2 separate regions of the Mus musculus genome follow, and region 1 is linked to region 2. A link is a loop called in an ENCODE intact Hi-C map of the cell type or tissue named here. Cell type or tissue: heart. All regions are shown on one strand. Links, peaks and the distances in the headings refer to the core of each region. The heading gives the core; the rest is flanking DNA. Region 1 overlaps Mrvi1 (MRV integration site 1). Region 2 has its middle 12 kb from the start of Gm39068.

Region 1 (12,119 bases), core at 2,534-7,533, 210 kb before region 2:
CAAAGACCTCATCATCTTTTAGGGAAACTTGATGTTCAGTTCCTTCATCCAGTAGCCTTTGGGGATGGAAGACACCGTGGTCCTGGCCCCACAGCTTTTAGTCTGCTTGGAGCCCAGTCCAGCATGGCTTCTTCTCTGCCAGTTCATCTACTCTGCTCAGCCCCGAGGCTATTCTGCAACCAGAGAAGTTCTGCTCTTATTTCTGTGTTATGGCTCAGCTCAAACTCCCCTCATAACATAGAGCCATCCCTAAGACCACATCTCATGCAATCAGCCTGCATAGCTAGGGACTCTTGTTTGAGTTCTTATAACTCCTCATTTTGAAGTGTTTATACCAATCAGTTTTTCAGTTGCCACCCAACACTGGACTCAGAACGCTGTGAGGGCCCAAAACTACACACCCACTCTCTTTCCATCACAACATGGGCACAGACCTAATAAAAAGTTTGTTTGTGGAGAAAGAAGGAATGATTCAGCCAGGCACGGCGGCATATTCCTGGAATCCTAGCACTTGGGAGATGGAGAAAGGGGAATCAGTCAGCCTCAGCTACGTGAGTTCGAAGCCAACATGTCAAATTTTTAAAGTTATGTCAAACTCTGTCTAAAACTAGAGAGAGAGAGAGAGAGAGAGAGAGAGAGAGAGAGAGAGAGAGAGAATATGAATGAATACCTGAATACCTTAGTTGAGATGAGATTTTCAAGATGACCAGCAGGGGTCACCCCAAATGCTTCAACTCTGCTCTGGGTACCTATTAGAATAAATGCAAAAGCCAAGATGGCGCCATCTTTGACAGCTACTGGCCTAAATGTCTCCAATTCTTTAAACACAAAGCAACCACCATTTTAAATGGATATTTTGAATATTCATAACGAATCAGACACCTTTCCTGCCTCAGAAAGTCCGGCCCAGAGGGTTCTGTGTGCTACGGCTGTGTGTCCTTTTACCAACCTGGATTGCAGCACTCTGGTTTGGGGAACATTCCAGGCCCTCTCTGTGGAACAGAAAGCATGTCATGGGAAACAGCAGAGCTTTCTGGATTTTCCTATAGGCTCCAGCATGTAGTGACACTCACCTAGGACCTGTGACACAGTGGTTACTCAGTTATTGGCACTGTCCTTGGTTCTACACGTGGGGAGGAGACAGGCCACAGGAAAGGCTGTGTGGTATAGGCCTCCAATCAGGAAGACCTAGGTAGAAACAATTAGTTTTCTATGTGACTCAGGACAAGTGGCTTCCAACCTGAGAGGCTCTTCCTTCACCTATAGAATGGGACTATTGATGCCTACCCATATCAAAGGCCATCACAAGGAGTCAACTTGGTAATGGTAGTCATGCTGCCAGTAGGAGCTCAGTAGATGGTATCTGATCTCAGCGAGCTGTCCTCCCTTAGCTATAGTTTTGAGGAGCTGAAATGTTTCTCTTCTGGAATAGCTGTGTTTACTGTAAGGACCAAATTAGATGCAAAAGGTCACCTCTGCCCATGTAAACAAAGCCAGAAAGCAGGAGGCAGTGCAGTTCCCAATGCCTGCTCCCAGCCTCGCCTCGCCTCTCCTCGCCTGATCTCTGGTGTTGATGCAAAACCAAAGAGCTCATCTGTGGCTCTTGGATCCTGGAAATGGAACCCAGTTTGGGACAGGGATGGGAAGGAGTTTGACTTGTCCTTTTGGCATCTCCCCAGCCTGCGGAGCCCAAGCCTCTTGGAGCATCTTTGGGGTTGGCACAGCAGAGGTTCCAGGCACGCACAGCCACTCCAACCAGGCGGCTGCCATGCCCCACATTCCTGAGGATGAGGAGCCCCCCGGAGAGCCACAGGCAGCCCAGACCCAAGTAAGTGCCCCTTCCTGCCCATGGCTAGCCTGGGTGGGGGCCAAACTAAGCATTCTGTCTGAGGCCACAGCTTACAGACTGGCCACAGTGGGTGACTAGTGTAGGCTGCAGTGGGTGCCTGGGGAAGGTGTGTGGCTTTCCCTCTGAAGAATTTGCTACCCTGAGTTCATCTAAGTGGCCAGGGTCCCAGGAATCCCGAGTGTGAAACCATCTAGAGAGTAAATGACTAAGGCTTTATGGGAAGTCAGATCACCTTGGCCCAAAATGCTTTCTTGTACACTTGAGAAAGATGTAGAAAATACAGGGTAGGAGACAGCCAAGGGCTGCTTTGAAACAATCTGCTTAAAATGAATACCAAAAGTTCATAGTTAAGGATAGGAAATAAAAATGAGTTTTAAAATGTTCATTAAGAGTACCCTTAATGAGGCAGGCATGGTGGCCTGCAGTCCCAGCCTTCAGGAAACTGAGGTGGCAGATCATGATGAATTCCAGACCAGCCTAGGCTACAGCCTATCTCAAAAACAAAACAAAACAAAACAAAACAAAACAAAACAAAAGCAAGCAAGCAAGCAAGCAAGCAAACAAACAAAAAAACCCAGACAAATAACAGCAGAGAAGGTATCGTTGAGGCTTTATTTTGCAAATGATATTTAGTAATTTTTAGCTCTCTCTATATATCATAAAGTATAGATTATGTTTATTTTCAGATTGAACGAAGAGTCAAGCATTTTGCTGTTGGTATATCACTTGTTTTGTTTTAGTTTTGTATATGTAGTGTACACATGTGTACTCATGCCAGAGGTTGATGTTGAATGCTTTCTACTGGTCTCCACTTTATTTTTGTGAGGCAGGGTCTCTCTCTGAACCTGTAGCTCATCAATTTAGTAAGACTGGCTGGCCAGAATTCCCTAAGGTCTTCCTGACTGTTTCTCATGCTACCCCTGTCCTTTTTTGTGTGGGTGCTAAAGGATAAAACCTCAAGTTCTCACGCTTACACAATAGAGACTTTCTGATTGGACCATTTCCCCAGCCTCTGCTCATTTTTTTTCTGTTAACCAAACAATGCAATTGCATGATCCCACATTCTTTACATCTTGTTTTATAGCAACATCATCAAGAGAATGTTTAAAGTGTAAGTCTATACCCATCTCCTCAAGATGCTGAAGTCATTCCCTTCTGAAGAACCTATCTTTCCATCACTATCATATTTTCTTTATCTGGTCACTGGCCCAGCTCCATCTGATCTTCTCAGATTAAAGGCTGTGCTTATGAAGGTCACCAACATTATTTACTTTGACTTGAACTTTAGAGTTGGTTTGCGCTGAGCTTGTGCTATCCTATTGCCTCTGACCATGGTCCCACGCTGACCAGAGCCAGATGAAACAGGCTTGCTAAGCAAGAGAAGAGCGTGTGAGTGAGTGCCATTTTTCTAGATGGGCAGATTCCTGACCATTCCTGAATGTTTTTCTGTTGTGACGGCGTTTACTTTCTTACATATTAAAATGGTGGGGACAAAGCAATTATTTAGAAATGAATAGTCACTTGTATTCCAAGGTTCATGAGCTCAAGATGTGAACTTGGCAGCTTAGGGGTGAGGGAGTGTCTTTTCCTTGATCATCTAAAAAACAAAGAGTTAAACTCCCATCTCTCTATCTGCAGACCATAGCTCCAGGTTCTAGGGAAAGCTCCACAACCATCCTGGGGCATCTTGAGCCATAGTGGATGCTGTTCCTTAGCAACCCTCAAGGCAGCTGAGGGCTGGGGGTTTGGGGGAAGGGAAAGGGGGTCACAGCAGAAGGCAGACACTGTGAGCAGATTCAAATGTGGCTGCTCCAATCCGGCTTTCTTTAACCCTGCCACTTCTGTGTTCTTTTGATAGTGGCCATCTCTGACCCTTATGGCCCCCTCACTAACAATGGTACCACGCCAAACTCACATTCTCATGCAAACCCTGGATCCAAAATCCTAGGCAATTTTCCCAGTTAAATGTGGGTTTTGATGACCACCAAGGCCACCAGAATAACCATCTGAGGGCAACAAGAAGGTAGTTTAGTTGAACATGACTAAGTAGCTATGTTGGTTCAAACTTCAGAGTCTGACTTGTAGTAGTTTATTCTAGGCATATTTAAGCACAGCACAATTTGGTGAAAACTTCCCTAGTGATGATAACTCAACCCTGTGTGTACAATAAAGCACAAATGAAGCTAAATAAAGTTCAGATGTGACTATACAGAAACTCTTTGTAAAGTACATGTGGCACCATCCATTAAATGGGTTTATAGATGGAGAAAAACAAGCTTTCAATAAGGGTCTAAGGGAGATTCTAGTGTTGTCTAGGGCATACATATAACTCAAAGGCTGCTCCCAGCCTTGTGTTCAGATAACAGGTCATACATCCATTCTTTCAAAGGAACAACCCTGTGTGTTTGACATTCCAGGTTTCCCTAGTACCTGTCCTCTCTAGCACAGAGACCCCTGACCTCCTACAAACAAAAGCACTCCTAAACTGAGTATAATAAAAGATTAGCAAAGAAACAGCCTCATCCCTAGATGAAGAATAGGAGTCCTATTCTTCCTACATCTGTAGCTCTCAGCATTTAAGAGAGGGTGCTGCTCTTATAGAGGACCTGAGTTCAGTTCCTAGCATCCATCCAGAACTGCCTGCAACTCCTGCTTCAAGATATCTGATGCCCTCTTTTGGCCTACACATTCATGCACACACACACACACACACACACACACACACACACACACTTAAAAAAAAAGTAAATATATTTTAAAGTACTTTCAAACCTTATTAAGCCACCCCCCCTTGTTACCCCCATGGCTGTTACCTGCTTGTTGGTCCAGCTCAATGAAGACCAGGGCCTGGGTGAAGCTTCTTAGAGGTACAGCATTGGGAGGAACCCATGTGCTAGCTGTAGAGTCAATGGTTAAGTCCCTTGATTGGCCAGTAGGAACCCTGAAAGCCAGTTCCCCACAAGCTACGCCTACCTGTGACCTGGAGCCAAAACTAATATTTAAAGAATAATGAGATGGGTTCTAATGGTCTCTGAAGGCTTTTCAGGTGCTGTGATTCTGTCTCTGGGCTTGTAGGAATCTGAAGCTATCCTGACTTTTTTTTTTGTTTTGTTTTGTTTTTTTTGTTTTTGTTTTTTTTTTGTTTTTTTGCAAGTTGCAATGGCTGAGACAGCACCGGAATCTGGAGGAGGATGCTTGAGGGACTCAAGCCAAATGGGATCCAGGAGGCCCAGGTCCCTCAGAGAAGACAGAGAACAGGGTTTAAGACTGCGATCTCTGTGGTCTGACCACATTGGCCTTGAATTCCAGCTCCTCTGCATCCTCATCCAGAGACCTAGAACCAAGGCTGTTAGATTTCTGATTGTTAGAGTCCCCGTGGTTACCTGTGTGCTACTTTGAACAAGGGTTAGCTGTTGCCACTTCTGTTCAGCCTGCTCAGCTCAGCCCTGAGGCAATTTATACCCTTGCACAGAGGTTCAAGGTCCACGTGAGACTTTCATTCTTTTACTTTCTGGTCTTGCTACCAGGCTCTGGGCCTCTCTTAGTTCTCCGGAAGCCAGATAGGCATGGTTCATAAAGAGCCTCTGCTCACACTGGGCTCCTGAGGTAGCATGGCCACAGGGGAGGTTCAGCTCTCCCAAGCTAGCTGGAGCCTCCAGGGGCAGAAAGAAACCTGACTCCCCAAGAGTACAGAAGTCAGGCAGCCAGGAAAGCAAGGCTGGCCAGGGTTCAGCCGGAAGTTCCCGTTCTGTGTAAATTCCCACTCTGTAAAACAGGCAAGGAACAGAGCATCCTTCCAAGTTTATAGCTCCCTGGGGTCCAGCCCTAGTTTTGAATACTCCAGTCCCAAGCCTCTGTTTCCCACCACTAGCCTGAGTGCTAGCTGAGTCTTCACAACAAAACCCTTGAAGTAGGAGAGCTATATTGTTCTCTTCACTGCAACTGCTAATTGGAATTCGTAATCTATCCCTACAGTGAAGTGAAGCCTTCTGGCAGTGACTCAGCAGTATGCATTCTCTAGGGCCCAGGCCAGGACACAGAGTGCTGACTGAATTGAAGCTGTTGGGACACATACCTTGGACCTTTGGGGACCACAGAATGACAGGCTGTCAGCTAGAAAAACCCTATGTCTTAGTTTGCTTTTTGTTGCTGTGATAAACATCACAACAAAATGTAGCCTGGGGAGGAAAGGGTTCATTTTATGTTTCACTTCCAAGTATCAGTACATTACTGAGGGAAGTCGGGCAGGGACCTGGAGCAGAATGCATGGAGAATGCATGCAGACCTGTTCTTCTTCACTGTGCAGCCACAGACCCCAGATGCAGTGTGACCAAGTCATCGGTACTTTCCTGAGCTGTGACCAGGAACCACTTAGGAAGCTGACTCATTGGGACAGCATGCATCCTCAGAGGTGCTTGGCACACTTGGGGTATAGGAGCTCCTGTCAGTAAGAGCCTGGGTTCCACTTGTCCAAGTTCTTTTCTCCTTTGAGGGTTTCTACAAGTCTCTAGGAACAGGTTGCTCGAGTTCATGGACAGAGCATCTGGCTTCCTGTTGTCAGCTCCAGCATTCACCACTCCACCTCTGTCTTCCACCTCCCTGCACACAAAGCCACTTGATGATAACAGGCATCCGGGCACCGGAAACTACTGAGCTGTATTCATACATTTAGCTTTAGATTAAAAAATTACTCTTTGGAAAACGTCCCACATTTATATAATGTATTTTGATCCTACCCACCCACCACTCCCTCCTTTAATTCTCCATAGTGCCCATCTATCTCTCTCCCATTTCTTGTCTCCTTTTGTTATTAATAATTACCCGAGTCTGCTTAGTGATGCTTCTTCCATATGCACAAGAAGGCGTGGCTAACTTGCTAGCAGCTGCTTTCCAGATAGAGAATGACTCCTCCATAGCTATTGACTCACAGTAGTTCCTCTGCTAAAGGTGAGGGAATTTTGACTGGCTTGATCTTATGAAGGTCTTGTGCAGGTAAGCACAGCTGCTGTGCGTTGGTGTATTCAACAACCGTGTCATGCTAAAGGTTAGCATTTTATAGTTTCCCTTTCCACCTACTGATTCTTACACTCCACCCCCCTTCTGAGATGTTCCCTGAGCCTTGGATGGTGGGAGGTTGACAAGATGACCCCTTGACAGCTGAGCACTCACAGTTACTTATACTCGGCACCTTGACCAATTATGAGTCTCTGCGTTAACCACCACCCGCTGCGAAAAGAACCTTCTCTGTAAAATTGAGAGCAGCACAAATCTATGGGCATAAGCATACATATTTAGAAGGCAGTTAGAGAGTATGACCATTTAGTAAGACAACAGTAAGTTCTATTCTGTGATCTACGATCCATCTCCCTAAGTCATGGACTTTTGATCAGGTTTATAGCACCAGGCATGAAATTCATCCTGGAGGTCAGGGCTCACATCGATCAGAAAGGATTGTTGCCCTCATAATCATTATACCACTATTCCATCAGTGGACACATCTTGCCAGGCAGGCCAGTATTGTAGTGTGCAGGGTACATTACTGGGTAAGATGGTTGGTGTTTTTTCTCCCCCAGTATCCTGCATAGCACCATCTGGCAATATGTAAGCCCGAAGGCAGAAGAGGGTTTTCTGGGCATTCTGGGTTGATTACTTTATGTCTTGCATCCAAAGTAACAGATTTAACTTTTAGTGTACTGTAGCTTGTGGCAGAAGGGCTTACCAAACTCCCTCTACAACTGACACAAGCTCAGGTCAAAAACCTTTTCAAGGTATCTGCTGGGCTGGAGAGACAGATCAGTGGTTAAGAGCACTAACTGCTCTTCCAGAGGTCCCGAGTTCAAATCTCAGCAACCACATGGTGGCTCACAACCATCTGTAATGGGATCTGATGCACACTTCTAGTGTGTGTTTGAAGACAGCTGCAGTATACTCATATAAATAAAAATAAATCAATCTTTAAAAAAAAGAAGATATTTGCTGACTTCATTCTCCTTCAGTCAGATGATAAAATAGCACAATGTGGCTCTCTGGCTCCCCAAAACACACTCTGCCAAACTAAACTCAGCCTAGGCCACAGCTCTGAGGCACTCCAGTGCTCCCAAGGCATCTGTTGTGTACTTCAGGTTTTGATGTTCCCAACAGCCATTACTGTCCAGTCACACAGAAGCTCTTGTGGTTGAAGATCGGCTAATCAGGGGTATTACCTGCCTTTCCTGTCCCCAGTTTATAAATAATTGAGATGAGGTGAGATAGGCTCTGGAGAAGCAGGTCTCTGGGTGTGGCCCTGTGATGGTCAACCTTAACCATTATCTTGTTGGGATTTAGAGTCCCCTAGGAAACATGCTTCTGGGTGTATCTGTGAGGTGTTTCCAGAGAGTTTAACTGATGTGGGACATGCACTTGAATGTAGGCTGCACCATCCCATAGGCTGGGCTCCCAGAATGAATCAGAGGAGAAGGTGAGCGGAGCACCAGCACCCACCGCTCTCTGCTCCCTGACAATCCGTGCAGTATGACCAGGCAGCACACACTCCTGCCACCATGCTTCTCAGCCGTGACAGACTGCACCCCCAAGCCATGAATCAAGGTCACCCCTTCCTTCTTTAAACTACCTCTGTTTGGGAATTTTGGAACAGTAGTGACAAATGTACCTGATATAGGCTCTAAGGAGGCAATCCCTTCGTGGAGATTTGTTTCCTCTGGTCTTAAAGCCCCCAGGCTCCTCTTCTTGGGATCAGAATGGGAGGCCCCAGTAAGCATCACCATAGTATCATCAGAAGTTCTTTCTCTCTGTTGGGGTCAATGTAGTCCTTACCCTCAGGCAGTTGGAGCTCTTAGCCCATCACACTGGTCTGGCCTCTTGTAAGATGAGATGACAAAGTAACACCCCCTAAGCAGCCAGAAAGTTCCATAGAAGACCAAGAATGTTTCTGGTCCAGGCTTATAGGTAAGCAGCATAGCAGAGTACCTGGGCCTCACATTCAGGTGATTCCAGATGATCCTCAATTATGTCAGATTGACAATTAATACTAAGTCTTACAAGACTTAAATAACCAATCCTCTGTCAGAATGAAGTAGAGATTAAATTAGTGATGCATATATATAATCCTTGTAATCTTGTAAGGACCCTCTGGAGCAGAGATGTACTTCTACAATCACCCAGTGAGAACCCTCATCCCATTTTCCTTCAAGCCAGCACTGTTGTATGTCCTCAGCACAGGTAGCTACACAATACCAGGGGGCAGGTGTTGTTCATTTATAGCTGTGAGCACCCAGGTGAGTCATGTACAGATCCACCTTTAGAACTGGAAGGAAGTACTTCTGCCACCCACCTGGGATGTCGGCATCATCTTCCTTGAGATGCCTCACTGCCATAATTTGTCTTCTGTGTCTATGATTAAAATGCCTGAGACCAACTTAGAAAGTATTCTTCTTCATTTCATGGTTTTAGAAGTTTCAACCTATGATCTCTTGTTCCTGTTATTCCTGGGCTCAGAGTGAGGGAGAACATCACAGCAGGGAGAATGTGGTGGAGCAAGGCCACCCATCCCATGATGGACAGGAAGTGGAAAGCTTGACAGGAAAAGAGTGGTGACAAGGTAGATTCTTCTAGGACATTGGTGAGCTAACCTAGCTTCCTCTAGTTAGGCTCCACTCCCCTGAAGTTTGCAATACCCACCAAAACAGGACCATCAACTGGGGACATAGACTTCAACCTGTGAGCAGTGAGGGGCATTTTATATTTGAACTGTAGCATCCACTTAGGTCATCACATCCTTTTAAGGTGGTCTCAGTTAAGATCTAAAATGAAATATCTTCACAGAAGCTTAAATAAAGCATTAGGATCTGGTGTAGGACTTAATGGTAACAGTTGTTGGCACCTGCTATTCATGGGTCCAAGCTAGATATTATCATCTCCAGTCTATTATAGATGAAGGCACTGGACCTAAGATGTTAGTCAAATGCCACAATTAAGTGCAGATTCAAAATGAAGATTCCTTGCATATGTCTTCTTTGCCTCCTCTTGCCAGTAAAGACACTGGACTGAGCACCAGTGGCCTCAGGTGTGCAGAGCCAGTACTGACCTCTCATCTTCTAGGGTTAGATGGAGAGGAGGCTTGGGAAAGAAGAGTCAAGACAACTGTCACAGCACAAAGAGAGAAGCTGTAGGAGTGCTTCAATTAAAGTAGAATGCATTTCAGAAATGGTGATCACAGTCAGGAATGCATATTATGGTGGCTCATCCTCAGTTCCCATTGCGAGCAACAGAGTGGCTTCTGCTGTTTCTGTCTCTTCTTAAATGGTATGTGAGCAGCCTGGGGTCAGGGGTCGCATCATTTGCACATCTATCTCTACTCTTAGCACAGACCTAGAGTATGGTAAGATCTTAGGGAAGGAAGATAGGAAGGAAGGAAGGAAGGAAGGAAGGAAGGAAGGAAGGAAGGGAAGGAGAAAGAGAGGGACAAGAGGAGGAGAGGAGGGGGGAAGGGGAGGGAGAGGGAGAGGGAGAGGGGGGAGAGGGAGGGGCGGAAAGGGAGAGGGAGGGCGGGAGAGGGAGAGGGAGAGGGAAAAAGGAATGAAGATTGATTCTGGCTGGATGACTGGATATATGGATGGATAATGCATGGATGGATGCCTGGGTAGATGCCTGGATGAATGGATGGATGGATGGATGGATGGATGGATGGATGGATAGATGGATGGATGATTGTGTTACAGTTTGGGTAGCTGAATATTTAGATTGAGGGGAGGAAGAGGGAATAGCACCCAGAAGGGAGGACAGAAGATGATGCAGGATGAGAGGCTGGCTGGCTGGCTGACTGAGTGACATTTTGCAAAGCATGGTCAATTCCCTTTGTGTACTGATCCACATGTGATAGCCCGAGAGTAAGACCAAGGCTAAGGAGAGCAGGAAGATCTGATGACTATGGATCTCTGCCCTCTGGGAGCTGAGAGGACACTGACAGAGACTGATAGAGCCAGAATGAGCACATAGGTTAGGCTGCAAGCCTTCAGGATTGTGGGGCAAAAAATGTTCCTCCTGCTTTACATGGAGGAGCTACATGCCCCACAGAAGCCCTTACCCTCTCTCCCATGGCCTCAGGATTTGACACTGGAATGATCATTTACTTGTGAGTCCCCTGAGAATCTTTTTATTTTGTCTTAGGAGCACAAATTCCCCTCTCAAGAGAGTCACTGCCTGCCTTCCAGGCTATAACAGATAGACTGCGGATGTGGTCAAACATTGTGCATCCTCCTCCCAGCTCTGCCCTGTCATCATTCTTACTGCTTTATCTGTGTTTATTTTAAAGCCAGTCTAGGGGAGTATTAGCCCCATTTGATGTTCATAAACACCAAGATCAGAGAAATAAAATACCTCCCTGGGGGTCACCCAGCTGAGACTTCATTGTAGGTCCATCTAGCTCCTCTCCTGTTCACAGGGCTGCAGAGGGGTCCCTGTCTCACTGTCACCCAAAGTCATTACAGCCACCACACTCCTCACACTTGCCTGGGCTAGACCTGGAGCTGTTCCTAAAGAGTCCTAGGCCAGACCTAGTCATGTGATATTGAAGATTTGAAGCTCATATTCCCATCTATGACATCGTTCTATATTTATCCCTTGTGCTCAGGAGCATAGGAAACTATCATGTACCCTTGGGAACTTATGAGTGAAATAAACATTTAAATGTTTCTATAAGATTTATTAGAGGGAAATGAAGTGTGACCTGCTGCTTATGACCGGGGTGAGCTAGCTGGAGGTGGCACGGCCCCACAGAGCTTGGCTCACCCCCAGAAAAGAGAGACAGATCCCTGGGGAGACTGGGTCCACAGACCAGGAAGAGGGACAAGAGCCCCAAAGCAATGCTGTCCCAGCTTGCTTTCCCCCTGCTGTGTGTTCTGCTCATTTGGATTCAGGGTTCCTTGGAGGAAGAGACATCCCCCCCATCGCCCCCTCCCCCGGGAAGAAGTGTGCAGTGTAGAGAGCTAAGAGAAGATTGTCTGAAGGACATCAGAAACCAGGGGAGGTCTCAACAAAGGCAAAGTGACAAATGGAGAAGCATCGAGGCACAGTGCGAAGGTGTGTCTTCCACTGTCTGGTGTGGCCCTGGGGCAAAGTAATATTTTCAATGGACAGATTTTTCATCTTCTCGTTTTCTTATCAGAGGATAGCAGGAATTACTACCTGTCTTAGTTAGGGTTTTACTGCTGTGAACAGACACCATGACCAAGGCAACTCTTATAAGGACAACATTAGAGGTTCTGTCCATTAT
Region 2 (11,692 bases), core at 3,523-8,522:
CCCGTCCCTCTGGAGAACTATGCTAGAAGGCAGTAACTTCTTCTCCCGCTAATCCAGGGACATTCCAAGATAATCCACACTTAGCACAAGGGAAGGAAAGGGGAGGCACCATGGTAAACAAGGATTAAGTCAAACTTAGAACTGTGTGGTGAGATTCCATGTTCTCCTATGGGAGCTGACTACCCTCTGAATAGGAGGCTGAGAAGCCGGGGTGACTCTCTCTCAGGGTAGTGATCAGGTTGGACAGTGCTGGCAAAGAGAGAACGCAGCAGAAGTGGAGGCTGTTAGAGATAAAGCTACCTTTGGGTCCTGACCTCCAGGCAGGATTGGGGGTTCTTCCCAACTAGTGGCTAAAGGTTGTCTATAGTACCCATCACACATGCACACACAGACACAGACACATAGACACACACACACATCCTACCTAGAGCAGCCTCTGCTCTCACAACCTGGTGATCCCAATAGAGTCCTGTAGGAGCCTTCATTGAGGTCTTCTGCTATGCAGAAGTAGGTGGCTACAGACTGCGCCTTTCTTAGAGACTCTAGGATGTTCTGGTAAAGCCCAACTGATCTAGAGGTCCTGAAAAGACAAACTATGGCCCCACCCATGTCACAGGAGCCAAGGGTTTAGAGCAGATCTAGTGTGACCACTACAGGTAGGGACAGTAAAACCCAGAGGTAGTAAGTCGTTTGCCTGAAGCTTCCGTGCTCTGTTCTCAAAAGAACAGGTTAAAGTCAGGCCCTTGATTCCTATCCCCTAACTCTTCCCACTGCCCACATTTCCTGTTAGTAGCTGTGACTGGCTGGCTGGAAACACGGTGTAGTGTCCAAAAGATTGTTATTGCCAACCTCATTGTCCAAAAGCAAAAACTAAACCACCTGTGATGATTCCTCTTTGTCAGTTTGACTCCCTACACTCAGGAGAATGGTCCCCAGAGGCTCGAGTATTTGAATTCTTGGTCCCTATGGAGTGGTACTATTTAAAAGGATTAGGGCATGTGACATTGTTGGAGAAAGTCATTGGGGGAGAGTCTTAAGGTTTCAAAAAGCCCATCCGATGAGCCCAGGGTCTCTCTCTCTTCCTGCTGCCTACAGATTCACGTAGCTCAGCTCTCGGCTACCTCTCCAGCACCACCATGTCTGCCTGCACGCCATGATTTCCACCATGACAATAACGGGCTAGACCTCTGAAATGGTCTTTTTATAGGTCTATGCTTTCTTTTTATAGAGTTGCTGCGGTCATGGTGCCTCTTCAGAGCAGCAGCTGGCAGCAGGGTCTCTTGTCACTGACAGCTTCTAGGGTTTCTCCTCTCTCTGCCTCACCTCTTCTCAAAGGCACGCTGGGATTACAGATGGGCACTACTGAGTCCAGTCGACTGGGGACTGACACAGGTCCTCATGCTTGCACGGCAAGCACTTTACCCACTGAGCTGTCAGCTGCTCCTTTCCCTCCTTAAGCTGCTCTTGTCAAGTATTTTACCACAGCAAAGAGAACAGTGTCTAACTTACTGCCTGCAACTTCATTCCTTACTGAGTCATAAACAGCCTGCTGCCAGCCCAGCCCAGAAACGTGAGCGCACCCTCACCTCTCCTGCAGAAGCCAGTCATGCCTCCTTCCCCCAAATCCATTTCCCTCATCTGCAAAGTGTGGAAGATGGCATGAGAAAGAACACCGAGGCCCAGGCTCTGGACACGCCTCTTAGATGTGCGGTTTCTGTAAGGGCTCAGAGTTTTCTTAAATGGATCTGTAAAAATAGCTTTTATTCCCAATTACACATTTGTTTTAATATACACATAAACGGAGGTAGCATTTTACTGCGGTGATCATGTCCCATTGATGCTCCAGGGACATGGCCTGTTCAGTCCTAAATACTCATCTGGCCATACCCAGCTACTAGCAGACCGCCTAATGTCCTTTGTGTGAGAGATGGAGGCTGCAGCATTAGCATCTCAGGCCAGGGCCCCAGGGGTCCATGCTGCAGAGTTCAGCTGCCAGCTGCCTGAAGCTCCACAGCAGGCCACAAAATCCTGGGCTCCAGAGAGGTCCCCTTCCTGGACCTCAAACTGTCTTTCCCCATAGCACTTATCCTCTGGAGTCACATGAGAGGAAACCTGAGAATTGAAACTCCCTGCTGTGAGGACTCACAGAGGAACAGCCTGGCCGCCGACCTCCATAAGTAGTCCCTGGCTGCTTTGAGAACTCAGCATGCTGTGTTCATGGCTGTCCCCTGAGATAGGTTGCTGGTTTCTCTCCTTGTTCCCAGAGCAGAGGCCTGGGCAGGTCCTCAGGGTCAAGGCTGGGGCAGAGGTCTCACTCCCTTTGCTCTTTGCTTTGCTCTCTCTGCCTCCATCCTGGGCCAGAGTCCTTTTTTGTCTCCCTGACCTTGTCCCTGCCCTGGTCCTCATTACTCTCTGCCCTGTGGTGTTACAAGATTCCCTCCTTGGTTTCCATCCCCCTCCACCCTCTGGTTTCCTGTCAGTAAACACAATCCATTCTGGAGTGTAACAACAGGCCAGTATCCCAAATGGACAAGGGCCCCTGAGGACAGGCAGTGGAGCTGGCTATAGCTTCTAAGTTTCCAGTCAGGCCTGGATGGTCCCCCTACTGAACTAAAGACACTATCCGCATCTAGTCTGGACTATGCCTTGTGTGAGATTCTAGGGGGACAGCTTCGGGAAACACACAGCATGGCCCAGTCCCCGAGAGGAGGCAGGTCCAAGAAGCTGAAATTATCATGGTCAGCTGCACACCAAGGCACCTGGAGAATGGACAAGGGGAAGGGAAGGAAAGAAAGGAGAGAGGAAGAAATCAGGGTGGCCACCCTGCTATGACCTTGACTCTCCAACATCTCTCTGTGGTATCAATTTCTGATTTGAAGAGAAACTCCCAGTCACAAGATCAACAGAGTTCACTTGAGTTCTAGACAGGGAGAGGGATGCGAACAAGACAAGATGAATCCCAAAACTCAGGGACAGCAAGTCCAAGACAGAGATGTCTGTGGATATTTATAAGTGAGAACTGTAACTGATGTGTAGAAACTCAGAGACCCACCCGAGCATCCCACAAAGCAAGCTACTTCCCTAGCCTGTACCCTTGATCCTAGGGGAAGTGAGGCGGTGCCCGAAGAGCTCCTACTCTAAGTCTTAGATAGTTACCTAACAGATGTCTTTGTATAGACCTCATCCGTAAGCAAATTTGATGGCTAGAGTGGTAGTGCACACCCGTGAACCCCAGCGCTGGAGACGCAGAGGCAGAGGATTGATGGTTTCAGGCTAGCTTGGAAAACAAAGCAACAACCCTGTCTCGACAACAAAATAAAAACACCACAGATTTTGGCCTATGTCTATAGACTTAGTCCTTAGGATGCTGAGGCAGCAAGATCATTTGACTCTAGGATAGCAGTACACGCCTGGGAAACACAGGGAAACTGTCTCAAACAAACAAGAGAGACAATAAAATCAGAGCTTAGTTAACTGAGACCCTTGGTGCCTGTAGCCTGCTGTGCTTGCATGTGGTCCAAAATATGCTAGGGTAGCTGAGAGGTCAGCTGAGAGGTCAGTCCTTTATGAGGCGGGACCTAGCAGGAGACTCTTAGGTCTCTGGGGAAGCTGCCCTTATAAGAGATTAAGGTAGGTCTTATGGGGCCCCTGGGGTCTCGAGAGAGTTACGCGAATGAGCCTGAGGCCCGCATGGTGGTTCACACCTGGATTCCTAGCACTCAAGAAGCAAAAGCCGGAGGATTGCTGCAGGTCTGAGGCCAGCTCTAACTACACAGTGAGTTCCAGGCCATCCTGGGCTACCTCGTGAGACACTATCAAACAGAGCAAAAAAGACCCACTTCTTAATTTAAGATCCAATCCCTTCCTTCCACATGCTCCTCCAGTTGATGCCATCCAATGGGCCCCCCAGTCTTGGACTTCCACCCCAGAATGTGAGCTAAACTGCCTATCTTTCCTTTACAGAGTTAGCCTGTCCCAGGAAAGCAAGCCTGACTAACACAGTTCCTGACACGATTTTATGTCTATCTCTGGCCCTCTCTTACTGTTTTAGTTGTGCCTGGACCCTAATGGTTTCTGAAAGCTAATTTGAAAGTCAAATTCAGAAGACTGGAAGTGTAACCGTCCAACTGTGCTAAGAACAGTACTCAGCTTCTTCAAATGCTGAAAGGACGGCTGGGGTTCATTCAAAGCGCATAGGAGCTGAGAGCCTGCAACAAAACGTAAAGGCTGTGGCTTTTTACAATACTGAGAGCCAGGCATTCGAGATCCACTCCCTCTCCAGAGCCCGCCACCCTCAGAGTTCCTATACTGAATATACCTTTGTAAGACAGGAGTTGGCAAGCTACCACTGCCAACCAAACCATGCCTGTCAATGGGCTAAAAAAATAGTTTTTATAGTTTTTTTTTTTTAACAGTTGGAAGGGAGATCAAAAGAAAAAGAAGAGTTAGGGGCTGGGGATGTAGCTCAGTTGACAGACTGCTTACAGGATACTGGGGTTTGAGCCCCAGAACTGCATGAATCATTTAAACCCAGGGTGGTGGTGCACTCCTGGAACCAATCCAGCATGTGGGCGGTGGAGGCAGGAGGGCCAAGAGTTCAAGGTCAGGGCTGGAGAGTTGGCTCAGTGGTTAAGAGCACTTGCTGCTCTTCCAGAGGCGCCAGACTGGACTTCTAACACCAATATGGTGACTTACTAATGGTCTGGAACTGCAGCAGCAGGGGATCTGATGCCCTCTTCTGGCCACCTTGATATGTTTATGGTACAGACAGACACATGCAGGCAAAACATCCATAGACGTAAATTTTTTTTAAAAAATTAAAGAATTCAAGATCATCCTCAATTGCACAAGTTTGAGGCCATGCTGAGCACATGGGATCCTCTCAGGAGGAAAAAGAGGGAAGGAAGAAAGGGGGAAAATAATTTTGTGACCCATGGAAATTCCATGAATTGAAATCAGCCTTCAGGAAGAAGGTTGTTGTGTCCTCTCCGTGTCCCATGAGCCTCTCTGTAGTCACCTCTTCTCCCCCCGCCCCCCTGCTTCTGACCCAGACAAATATTCATCTGCTTTCTATCAGTACAAATTTGTTATTCCTTTCCTAAAACTTCAAGTAAATTGAATCACACAGCCTGCACTTTTTGTGTCTGGCTTCCTTCAGTCAGGATAATGTTTTCTGAGATTCACCCATGTTGTATCAATACCAGACAGGACACGTCTGCTTTTGTTTGTGAGGGAAAGGCAGAGTCATGTCAGGTCTGAAGGCACAAGTCAGAACTCCTCATGAGCAGCAGGATAAGAGTTTCTTTCTCTAGGTGCCGGCTGTGTGGTCTTCCCTCGCCTCAGGGGAGGGTCTTAAGGCAGATATTCCACAATCAAATATGTGTTCCATAAGTCAACAGATAACCACCATGGTATGAATTTGAACAGGAAAGATTTGGTGGGCAAATATGCAATGCCTCTCACAAGAAATGTCAAGTGTGTGTGATGAAAAAAAATGAGAAGAGAAAGCTCTAATAACCTTCAAATACAACTTCAACCACTATAGACTTTTGAGTGGTTATAAATGTATTTGTAGCACTGGGGAGGTAAAGGCAGGCAGATCTCTGTGAGTTCAAGGCCAGCCTGGTCTAAATATTGAGCTCCAGGCAAATCATAGATATGCAGCAATACCTTGCCAAAAAAAATGTTACTTGGCCGGGCAATGGTGACGCACGCCTTTAATCTCAGCACTTGGGAGGCAGGGGCAGGCAGATTTCTGAGTTCGAGGCCAGCCTGGACTACAGAGTGAGTTCCAGGACAGCCAGGGCTACACAGAGAAACCCTGTCTCAAAAAAACCAAAAAAAAAGTTACTTATAAATTAAAAAAAATTTTTTTAATTATGTGTATTTGTGTGAGGGTGTCCACGGAGGCCAAAGGCTCAGGGTCCCCCGAGAGCTAGAATTACAGATGTGAGTCACCTGACAGAGGTACTAAGAACCAAATTCAGGTCCTCTTCAAGAACAGGATGAGCTCCTAACCACTGAGCCACCTCTCTAGCCCCTGCTTGTAAGTTTTGTTTCACCAATTTGTTCAAAGAAAATTCCGTGTCAGCGATGCTCCAGGATATTTTGAAGCATTCACATTGCCACTTCAAGCCTGTAATAAGATACTAATAGGTTTGGATTGTAGCAGGCTCATGTTTAGTGGTAAAATGATTGTGATTCTTTCATTTCGACGTTTATACAAATTCAATACCTAAGATTTTCCTTTACTTTGTATTTTAATTATAAGCACAATGGAATCTTTTTCACTACGCCCCATACAGGTACCTCCAGATTCCCTTCAGCTGGCCCCAAGTGCCATACCTATATTCTCTTACTCTCTGTGAGCTATGAACTGGAAGCAGTGAGGGTTCACAGGCCCTGAGACCAGGAGAGAAATTTCAGCTCTGACTAGCAAGCTGTCTTACTAAAGAGGGCCCTCCTGCCCCCTAGTGGTCATTATTGTATATGCCTCTCAAGAGGAAAATGAGATACAGGCATTGTGTCTATCATCCTTGTTACTCAGCATTGTGTTTACCATGGGCTCTGGCTGGGATGAATGCCTTCATAGGCATCCTCCCAACATAGCTATCCTGCAGTCCCTGGGGAGGTCGAGCCTGTGGCTCCACTCCAGGGCTTCCATCTGTCTCTCTCCCTTCATCTTCATTACTACATCACGAGCCAAGTTCCACCTGTGTTAGCCAGTGAGACCACCCTTGATCACTAAACCACTTCCAAAACCTGAGAGACATTAGGAGAGAAAGGAGAGAGAACCTGGGAGGAATACACCCATCTTTTCAGCAATTTGATGCAAAGAGGCAGACTCTAGGTCTCAGGCACTCAAGGAATTTGGGGTCCTCTTGAAACATAAAAAGGAAAGAGCTATGCTGGACCATAAACACTTGCCACACCCTCTTTGTCTAGGCAGAGACCCCACCTTTTCTTCACTAGCCACAACACAGAACAAGTGGTCACAGAAAGAGAACAACAACAACAACAACAAAAATACCATCTTTTCTTCAGGTCATAGATCAAGCATTCGTTTCAAGGTATTTATGTATGCTGGGTAGTTTTTTGTCACCTTGACACACACTAAGGTCACCTGATAAGAGGAAGCCTCAACCGAGAAAAATCCTCCATCAAATTGGACTATAGGCAAGTCTATAGGACACTGATGTAGTTAATCATTGCTGTGGAAGGATCCAGCCCACTATGAGTAAGGAGACGCTGGGAAGGTGACCCTGGACTGTGTAAGAAGCAAGATGAGTGCATCATGGGAAGCAAGCTGGTAGGCCGCTTTCCTGGATGGTCCCTGCCTCTCCTCCTACTTGAGTTCCTGACCAGACTCCCTCAATGATAAGCTGTGATCAGATTGTGAGTCAAATAAACCCTTCTGGGGTTGATCACATCAATAGAAAACAGATTAGGATGCTGAGTATTGTTAAGAGAAAATTAACCTGTATGGAAATCAGAACAAGTCAAAGTTGATGGTCGTGAGTGCACACGGGAAAACTGGGGGACACCGGAATTGCATCTGAAATGAAGACAGTAGATTCCACTCTGAAAAAAAAAAAACTGAGCAAGCTGTAGAATCTCTATGGAATGTTCTGGTACTCCAGAACCTCTCATCTTTGCTCTGACACTCTTGGGAGCCTCGGCAGGCCAGAAGCCCCAGACTCCCTGTCTCAATCTCCCTGATAGAGCCCCATGTGTCCATTGGAGAAGTGACGTCAGAGGTTATGCTAGAACGGGGGAAGGAAACTTGATGCTAGGATGCATGACAAGGTGTTCAGGGTTTCCCGCTCAACCTTCGTTTCTGAGTGGGACTCCAGAAGAAGCCCTCCTGCAGCATCCTCAGCAAGTCCAAGTCTTGGTGTCTACCTAATCCCCCTTCCCTGAACCATGAGCAGACTTATTTTGGGCCATGTGGTTGGCAACAGTTAGCCAACCTCTTCCTAGCCAGAGATCCCTGTATTAAGACAAGACAAGGGCACCAGTGTCCAGAGGAACTGGCTCTGGTCACACCCTGGAGTTGTGGAGCACTTGTCGTGGGTCACCAGGATGTTAGTGTCAGGATCCATGAGTCCTGTTCAATTGCACAGTGGGCACCTACAAGTGATCCCAGGGACCCCTCCATCCAAGGAGATCTGAAGGGGTCATAGCCTTGTTGCTTTGGTCTTTCAGGACATGAATATTATCCTGGGTTCTCTATCCCATATTAAATTTCTGGTTATAAAAAGTCAACAAATGCCAAACTGGCATCCTTAATCATCAGGGAAATGCAAATCAAAACAACCCTGAGATTCCACCTCACACCAGTCAGAATGGCTAAGATCAAAAATTCAGGTGACAGCAGATGCTGGCGTGGATGTGGAGAAAGAGGAACACTCCTCCATTGTTGGTGGGATTGCAAGCTTGTACAACAACTCTGGAAATCAGTCTGGCAGTTCCTCAGAAAATTGGACATAGTACTACCGGAGGATCCCGCAATACCTCTCCTGGGCATATATCCAGAAGATGTTTCAACTGATAAGAAGGACACATGCTCCACTATGTTCATAGCAGCCTTATTTATAATAGCCAGAAGCTGGAAAGAACCCAGATGCCCCTCAACAGAGGAATGGATACAGAAAATAAAGGTACATTTACACAATGGAGTACTACTCAGCTATTAAAAAGAATGAATTTATGAAATTCCTAGGCAAATGGTTGGACCTGGAGGGCATTATCCTGAGTGAGGTAACCCAATCACAAAAGAACTCGCACAGTATGTACTCACTGATAAGTGGATATTAGCCCAGAAACTTAGAATACCCAAGATATAAGATACAATTTGCTAAACGCATGAAACTAAAAAAGAACAAAGACCAAAGGATGGACACTTTGCCCCTTCTTAGAATTGGGAACAAAACACCCATGGAAGGAGTTACAGAGACAAAGTTTGGAGCTGAGACGAAAGGATGAACCATCTAGAGACTGCCATATCCGGGGATCCATCCCATAATCAGCTTCCAAACACTGACACCATTGCATATACTAGCAAGATTTTGCTGAAAGGACCCAGATATGGCTGTCTCTTGTGAGACTATGCCAAGGCCTGGCAAACACAGAAGTGGATGCTCACAGTCAGCTATTGGATGGAACACAGGGCCCCCAATGGAGGAGCTAGAGAAAGTACCCAAGGAGCTGAAGGGATCTGCAATCCTATAGGTGGAACAACAATATGAACTAACCAATCCTCCCCTCCCCCCGAGCTCGTGTCATCGACTAGGCCATCAGTGGAAAGAGAGGCCCATTGGTCATGCAAACTTTATATGCCTCAGTACAGGGGAATGCCAGGGCCAAGAAGTGGGAGTGGGAGGGTGGGGGAGTGTGTGGGGGAGCATGTGGGGGACTTTTGGGATAGCACTGGAAATGTAAATGAAATAAATACCCAATTTAAAAAAAGAACTAAAAAAAATAAGATGATAAAGGGAAAAAAGGTAGGTCCTGTGATAGTTAGCTTCTGGCAAGCCTACATCCAAGGCCATAGAGATGGCTCTCTTCCCTTTCCATCCTTCTCAATTTCACATCTAAGGAAAATGGCTACTGGCAACTCTATGCTTCATCTTCTAGATGCAAGTCCAATGCTCAAATCTTGCAGTTCTCTTTGAGAGACCAACGTTGATAGCTGGGGAAATATCTCAATAGCTAAAGCTTTTGCCACACAAGCAGGATGACCTGAGTTCTGTCCCCAGCACCCCTTATTAAAAAGCCAGCCACACTGCTGCAGGCAGGATAGCTGGCCTTGCCCCTCACCTGGGCAAAGCAGGAGAGCTCGTCCTGGTGGTGTGGGCTCAGAAGAGCTGGTGGGCTACTACCCATGCCCAGATCCAGGGCTTAGAGTTGGCCCACCCCAACATTTACCCCATGTCTAGGCTGCTGAAGAGCATGAAGAGACTGGTCCTTTGAAACCAAAGCAACAGGGTCTCAATGACATAGGGCGACAACAGGATATCCGGGAGGAATCTAGTGAGGATCCAGTATTGATGGTGCAGCAGAAGCCAGAGACCTCAAACCAGACCAATGACTCATTGCAATGAACATTTGCAAGTGAAGCAAGTGGGCAAAAGGATGTACTATGTGATATACGGTGACACACTGCACTAGTGGGATTTTTTTTTCTTTTGGAGGAGGTGGTTACAAGGGCAAAGGGCAGATATGGAGGGACAGGGAGATAACTAAAATTGGGTGAATGATGTGACATTCACAAAGAATCAATAAAACAGAAAAGAAAGCCAGCTATGATGCATGCATGTGTAATTTAGTACCATGGAGGTGAAGATGGGTGAATCCCTGAGGTTCCCTGGCCAGTTAGCCCAGCCTATGTGAGATCCGAGCTAATGGGAGATCTGTCTTAAAAACCAAGGAGTTGGGCTGGTGGGATGACTCAGCAAGTCAAGGTGCTTGTTGCACAAACTTGGCAGCCTGTGTTTTGATTCCCAGGACCCGTGGAAAGGACGAAGGAGAGAACCAACGCCACAAGTTGTCCTTTGACCTCCACATGTTACAGCATGGCGTATGCACACATGCACACCCCCAAGGGAGGTTGAGTGAAGACCGATACTGGAACATGCATGAACCCATCGTCTCTGAACCCATCAATGTCCCCATCACCCAGAACCAGATATGGTCCAGAGCAGAGATCTGGATACCAAGTAGTCTCTGTCGATATGAGTCCAACCCCTGTCCATGATCTCTCCCAGGTCTCCTTTGATCCCTCCTCTCCTCTTCTCTGGATGCCCCCCCCCCAGAGGCCTTTCCACTAACCCTTGTGAGACCTGCTGGCCCTCCCCTGTTCTCAGTGCCACATGCTTGTCACTGTCTCCCACCTCTACTTCCAGAGTCACACTGGAACTCAGGAGTAGGGAGACTGCCTTCAAAAATCTTTGACCCTATAGCTCTAGGCAATCCCAACTCCAAGAGAACCCAAAAGAGTCTCTGGGTACTAGCTTTCCTGCTTGTATATCTGCCAGCTTGCAGGTGCCGGTGGGGCAGCTGCTGCAGACTCCAGGTGTGGTATGGATTCAGAAGGCACAGGTCATGATAAAGAGGCATTGGGAAGACAAAATCTCTCTTGCAGTTCTATCCTAGTTGGCTTTGACTGTGGAGGCTGCACTGAGTCTGAGATTTCATTCAATAAGAGATTGAGAGACGCCAGAAGGCTCCTGGGTAGATGAATAAGAGCCCAGAGATGTGAATGGCTTGGCTCACATCACACAGCGAACAAGGGGCAGGCCCAGAGCCCTCCTGCTCCACACCTCCATCTGCCATCCTGGATCCAGAAGCCAGCCCAGGCAGCCATGGCCTCGGCGGGGCCATCTGGGAATCCTGGAGATTATCAACCTCAACTCCATGATGCAGTGGAGCCAAGCCTGCACTCCTGAGCTCTGAGCCAAAGCAGGGGACTGGGGATTAGAATCCTGGACACAGTGAGACAGAGACAGGGCACCTGGGAAGTCTCAGGCAGACTCACACTAGCACCTGAAATTGAGGTTAGGGAGCTCATTGTTGGTGAATTCTTGTAGGGCAACGCAGAAGAGAAGCAGGCCAGCTCTGAGCTCAGCCACACTTGGCTCTGGGCAAACCCATCCCTGACAAAGCCCAGAGCCCAAAGTAGGGGGAGAGCCAA

The links. Peaks named below come from ENCODE experiments on the same cell type or tissue, not always from the same donor. Only the 100,000 strongest peaks of a DNase experiment are listed, where the experiment ranks them.
Region 1: a loop joins it to region 2, with 3.0 times the contacts of the local background. A loop is called at or near these places in 12 of 42 quality-filtered maps.

What each region holds. Positions count from the first base shown.
Region 1 is chr7:110,935,542-110,947,660 of GRCm38, reverse strand. Mrvi1 (MRV integration site 1) reads left to right here. Exons shown (of 21, transcript NM_194464.3): 2 at 1,680-1,828. The coding sequence starts at 1,769. Among named protein-coding and RNA genes, the nearest start is that of Gm16336, 37 kb to the right of the region's middle. In heart, for the core only: no CTCF peak of the experiment used is centred there; DNase peaks (open chromatin) are centred at 5,570 and 6,280; H3K27ac peaks cover 1,280 bases.
Region 2 is chr7:110,722,048-110,733,739 of GRCm38, reverse strand. No RefSeq gene overlaps it. Among named protein-coding and RNA genes, the nearest start is that of Gm39068, 12 kb to the left of the region's middle. In heart, for the core only: CTCF peaks have their summits at 4,742 (motif pointing left) and 6,477 (motif pointing left); no DNase peak of the experiment used is centred there.